Linked DNA regions of Homo sapiens: region 2 is linked to region 1. Evidence: read pairs that join two places in POLR2A ChIA-PET (ENCODE). Cell type or tissue: Panc1. All regions are shown on one strand. Region 1 overlaps MADD (MAP kinase activating death domain). Region 2 overlaps MYBPC3 (myosin binding protein C3).

Region 1 (2,500 bases):
CCTTAGGTGATCCGCCTGCCTCAGCCTCCCAAAGTGCTGGGATTACAGGCATGAGCCACCGTGCCCAGCCTCTTTCTACATATATTTGGCTTCTCTTTGGCATATCCCAATTGCCAGCATCAGTACCCTTGTGCTTTGGGGCCATTATTAAGTAAAATAAGGGTTACTTGAACACAAACGCTGAGATTGTGTGACAGTTGATCTGATAACCGAGATGGCTACAGGCTGGACACAGGGGTGATTCATGTCTGGGTGGGACAGAGCGGGACAGCATGAGATTTCATCATGCTTCTCAGAACTATTGTCCTGCACTTCAGATATGATCAAGCTGCAGTTTAAAATTTATGAATTGTTTATTTCTGGAATTTTCCTTTTAATATTTTCAGACTACAGTTTGCCTCAGTTAACTGGAATCACAGAAAGTGAAACTGTGGATAAGAAAGACTACTGTATACAAAAAAATGTACCATGTTACCTTTCAAAAAATCTGAAAAATTCTGAATTTTCAAATACATCTGGCCTCAAGAGTTTTGGAAGAGGGATTGTATCTGCATTTCCTTATCTAGAAGAATCCAGACTTGATAAGTGCTCATGATAGGTTTTGTCTTTGTTTCTCACCTTCTTTATCATTTCCACAGCTGCTGTTGGCTCCAACCCCGTACATCATTGGGGTTCCTGCCAGCTTCTTCCTCTACAAACTGGACTTCAAAATGCCTGATGATGTATGGCTAGTGGATCTGGACAGCAATAGGGTGAGGTTCTTGGCTGAGGCATTGTAGAGTCTAGAGGAGGATTGCATTCTAGACCCAGTCCTGAGATATCTGTTTCTAGATTCCTTTCAGGAACGTCCTAAGTTGTTGGATAATTTCTATTGCGAGACTTACTGAAACAAGTTTTTTTAAATGCTCCTTTTACCTTATTAGCCAAATAAACCCTTGGTTAGGTCTCAGAGAATTACAGGATTTATTTTTGCCAGAATTAAGTGACCCCCCACCATATCCTCCAAGAGCAGTCAGACAGTTGTGATCTGAGGGCCATTACATGTGGTATAGATCATCTCTTAATGGTTTCCCTGGGGTATAGTTTCCAGTAAGAAACTGTCTTTCAGTGCAGGCTTAATTAATTATATGACCATTCTGCAATGTGAATACATTCAGACTTTGGTGGGAAGCCCTTATGTGTGCTCATTGTAAAACTTAAAAAAAATAAAAATAAGCGTAAATAAAATAAGTGAAAAGAAAAACCATAATCCTTTTATCTAGAGATAATAACCAATAACATTAAGTTATATTTCATTTCAGATGCATATGTATGTCATATATGTGTGTACATATATCTTACTGTGCAGTTATATAATGTATATTCGTTTATATAATAATAATGTATATACGTCCTCTTATTTTTATTTATGTAAGTGAAATTCCTGAGCAATAAACTCTAAGGTCACGTCTTTTATCATTTCTCTGGTGCAGGTGATTGCCCCCACCAATGCAGAAGTGCTGCCTATCCTGCCAGAACCAGAATCACTAGAGCTGAAAAAGCATTTAAAGCAGGTAGGTGAAGAACGAAGGAAAGAAAGGGGAGTATTAGATGCTGTGGGATTCCTATAAGAAGACAGCTATTCTCAGAGCCAATTTCCTATCAAACTTCAAGTGGAGTAGTTTTCTTCACCCTGGATGGGCTTAAGAAAACGCGTATCCCATTTCTGGGTGGCAGAGTGAATTTCTGTTTTTGATTCCAATTCATTGTATGCTTTACCATCTTCTAATGCTTATGATGCTGTATAAAATAGCCCTTCACTCTCTGTTTCTTGTATGTGTGCCACTCTCTATGGCTTCAGAACATTTTCTCAGTCTTTTTTTTTTTTTTTTTTTGAGATGTGGAGTCTTGCTCTGTCCCCTAGGCTGGAGTGCAGTGGCGCGATCTCGGCTCACTGCAAGCTCTGCCTTCTGAGTTCACGCCATTCTTCTGCCTCTCCAGGAGCTGGGACTATAGGCGCACGCCGCCACACCCGGCTAATTTTTTTGTATTTTTGGTAGAGACGGGGTTTTGCCATGTTAGCCAGGATGGCCTCTATCTCCTGACCTCATGATCCGCCTGCCTCAGCCTCCCGAAGTGCTGGGATTACAGGCGTGAGCCACTGCGCCCGGCCGATTTTCTCAGTCTTGTTAGGTGGAAGTTAGTAGTGTGGACCGTCTGGCTGCTTTTATATTATCTTCTAGAGTTGATCCTGAGGGTTCCTTTCTTCAAAAATTCCTTTATTTGGCTGGGCACGGTGCCTCATGCCTGTAATCCCAGCACTTTGGGAGGCCGAGGCAGGTGAATCACGAGGTCAGGAGTTGAAGACCAGCCTGGCCATTATGTTGAAACCCTGTCTCTACTAAAAATACAAAAATTAGCCGGGCATGGTGGTGGACGCCCGTAGTCCAGCTACTCAGGAGGCTGAGGTAGAAGAATCACTTGAACCCAGGAGGCAGAGGTTGCAGTGAGCCAAGATTGC
Region 2 (2,500 bases), 70 kb after region 1:
CTCCAGCCAGGCTCCTGTGGGGGTTAGACTCAGTATCCTCACCTGCCTGGGAAGCTTGCTCTCCCCTGCAGCCCCCACTGACTTCAGCTCCGCCCCGCAAATCATCCCCAGCCCTGACCCCCAGTCGAGACCCTGAAGGGCCTCAGACTCCAGCACTGGCCTCCCCCAGGCCCTGAGGATGGCCACTCACGTGCGGCGGAAGGCTGATAGGAGGTCCAGGTCTCCGGTGCCCATGGCCTCTGGGTTCAAAGGGTGGAGAGATGGGGGAAGGGGCTTCAGAGGGGGCCGTTTGAGAAGCCCTGCCCTGGGGGCGGCCTCTGAGTATTCACAGACTTGCCCATTCATGACCCCATGAGGCTGGGCATCTGCCCCAGGATCTCACCTTCCCAGCCTTTCCCAGGGTCAAGGTACCAGGCAGGTGGGACGGTTTATTGTCCCCAATTCCCACCCATCTCTCAACTCACCTTCACCCATCGCCCAAACATTCAGACAGTGCCAGGCCATGGGCCAGGAGCCGTGACACCAAGATGATAAAACAGAGTCCCACCCAGATGAGACCCGGACTCAGCCCTAAGCCCCCACGCCTACCCTGCAAGCCTTGGGGTTTCTCTCACACCCTGTGTGTGCAGCACTGGGCACGTGGCCAGCACTCATGTCTGGATGGGACGAGGCATCCTCCTTAGTGTTGGGAAAAGGAGGTAGGAGACCAGGACCCATGGGGAGCCCGAGCCCAGGACAGACACCAGGGCCCCCTCACCGTGGACAGTGAGATTGAAGTTGGAGCAGTCAAATTTGTCCTTGGTGGACACCTCACAGCGGTAGCTGCCAGTGAAGGCAGGCTGGGCATCGGTGATGTGCAGCTCGAACAGATAGACCTGTGTGCATGGAGGGACGGGGCGTCAGGGGACACCAGGGGCCGGGAGACAAGGCTCCGCACCCTTAAAGGAGACTGGGAGTGGCCGGGCGCGGTGGCTCAGGCCTGTAATCCCCACTTTGGGAGGCTGAGGCGGGCGGATCACATAAGACCAGGAGCTCCAGACCAGCCTGGCCAACGTGGTGAAATTCCGTCTCTACTAAAAATAACGAAAATTAGCCAAGTATGGTGGTGCACACCTCTAGTTTCAGCTACTCGGGAGGCTGAGGTGGGAGAATCGCTTGAACCCAGGAGGTGGAGGTTGCAGTGAGCCGAGATTGAGCCACTGCACTCCAGCCTGAGCGACAGAGCGAGACCCTGTCTCAAATTATATATATATATATATATTTAAAGGAGGCTGGGAGTGACAAATGCTCATCGATCTTCGCACCCTCAGGCTTTAGTTAACCCATACAGAGTTTTTGTACAGAGAAAGGGGACTATCTCGAAACCCATGATTGCCATCTGCTGGCACATGGTTGTGGTGAAATACAGGCTTTTGTGCAATGCACAGCCCCGCACAGCAGAACATGTTGGCCTCTCTTGCTAGAGGCCCCCTTGCCTAGCCCAGGACTGGGGAAGGTTGGGAAAAGCAGAGGCTTGGAGTGAACAAACAAGGGGACTTAAGCCTTAAGGTTCTGGTGGGCAGGGCGGAAAAAAACAAAACACAAAAAACGAAGGCTTAAGGTTCTAGGCCTATGTCTAAGTGACCTTGGAGCAGCCACTTAACCTCTCAAGCTTTGGTTTCCGTGTCTGTATAATGAGGAATTGTTCTGGTTAATCCCTGAGAGTCCCTTGAGCCCTTAGCCCTGATACTCACCCATCCAGGGGCTTTACAACCCCACTAGCTGGTGCCCCCATGCTTCACAGTGTCCTCCAGGCTTCCTGACCACCCTGGGCGACCCCCCACCCCCGGCCAAACCTTATTAGGTGCCCCCTTGAGGTGATCATGTCCACCAAGTCTCCCAGGTCCCCGACAGTGCTCCCATGAGCCTCATCGCACTCCCTGGCCCCCAGGCCTCCGGGATCTCCCTGTGGGCCCCTGGCCCCTCCACCTGCCTCCCAGATTCCCCACACCCCTTGCTTGCAGCTCGTGTGTGCCTCTGGGTCTCATGGTGCCCTCTGTGTGCCTTGTGCCTTCTAGGGCTCTCCATGTCCCCTCTCTCCGTGTCTCCACGACCCCGGTGGACCCACCTTGCTGGCGCGGTCGTAGCTGTCGTGCAGCTGCAGGTGCTGGCCCACCTTGCTGCTCAGGTCCACCCATTTGCCCTTGAACCACTTGACCACAGGCGGCTTCAGGAGGCTGGCGCCGGCCACGCGGGCTGAGAAGGTGATGCTGCCACCTGCAAAGGCAGGGGCGACAGGCCCGGCTTGGGGAGTGTCCTGCTGCCCCCCCTTCCCACCCCAATGCTGGGCACAGCAGCTCACACTCACCCACGGTCACCTCGCCATCCTGTGGCCGCATCACGAAGAGGCCAATGGGGTCATCGGGGGCTCCAGGGGTAGGACCATTGAGAGCTGCTGAGCTTGACCCTGTGAGCAAAGGCTTTTTCTGTTTGTTTGAGATGGAGTCTTGCTCTGTCACCC

What was found. ChIA-PET counts read pairs that join two places held together with the same protein. Peaks named below come from ENCODE experiments on the same cell type or tissue, not always from the same donor. Only the 100,000 strongest peaks of a DNase experiment are listed, where the experiment ranks them.
Region 2: POLR2A ChIA-PET joins it to region 1 with 10 read pairs; 5 of 35 experiments call an interaction of 5 or more read pairs at or near these places.

The regions. Positions count from the first base shown.
Region 1 is chr11:47,277,527-47,280,026 of GRCh38, forward strand. MADD (MAP kinase activating death domain) reads left to right here. Exons shown (of 37, transcript NM_001376571.1): 6 at 639-752; 7 at 1,473-1,553. Among named protein-coding and RNA genes, the nearest start is that of MADD-AS1, 6.7 kb to the left of the region's middle. In Panc1, no CTCF peak of the experiment used is centred here; no DNase peak of the experiment used is centred here.
Region 2 is chr11:47,347,667-47,350,166 of GRCh38, forward strand. It overlaps MYBPC3 (myosin binding protein C3), which reads right to left. Exons shown (of 35, transcript NM_000256.3): 4 at 2,348-2,446; 5 at 2,108-2,256; 6 at 758-875; 7 at 191-239; 8 at 1-14. Among named protein-coding and RNA genes, the nearest start is that of MYBPC3, 3.8 kb to the right of the region's middle. In Panc1, no CTCF peak of the experiment used is centred here; a DNase peak (open chromatin) is centred at 1,445.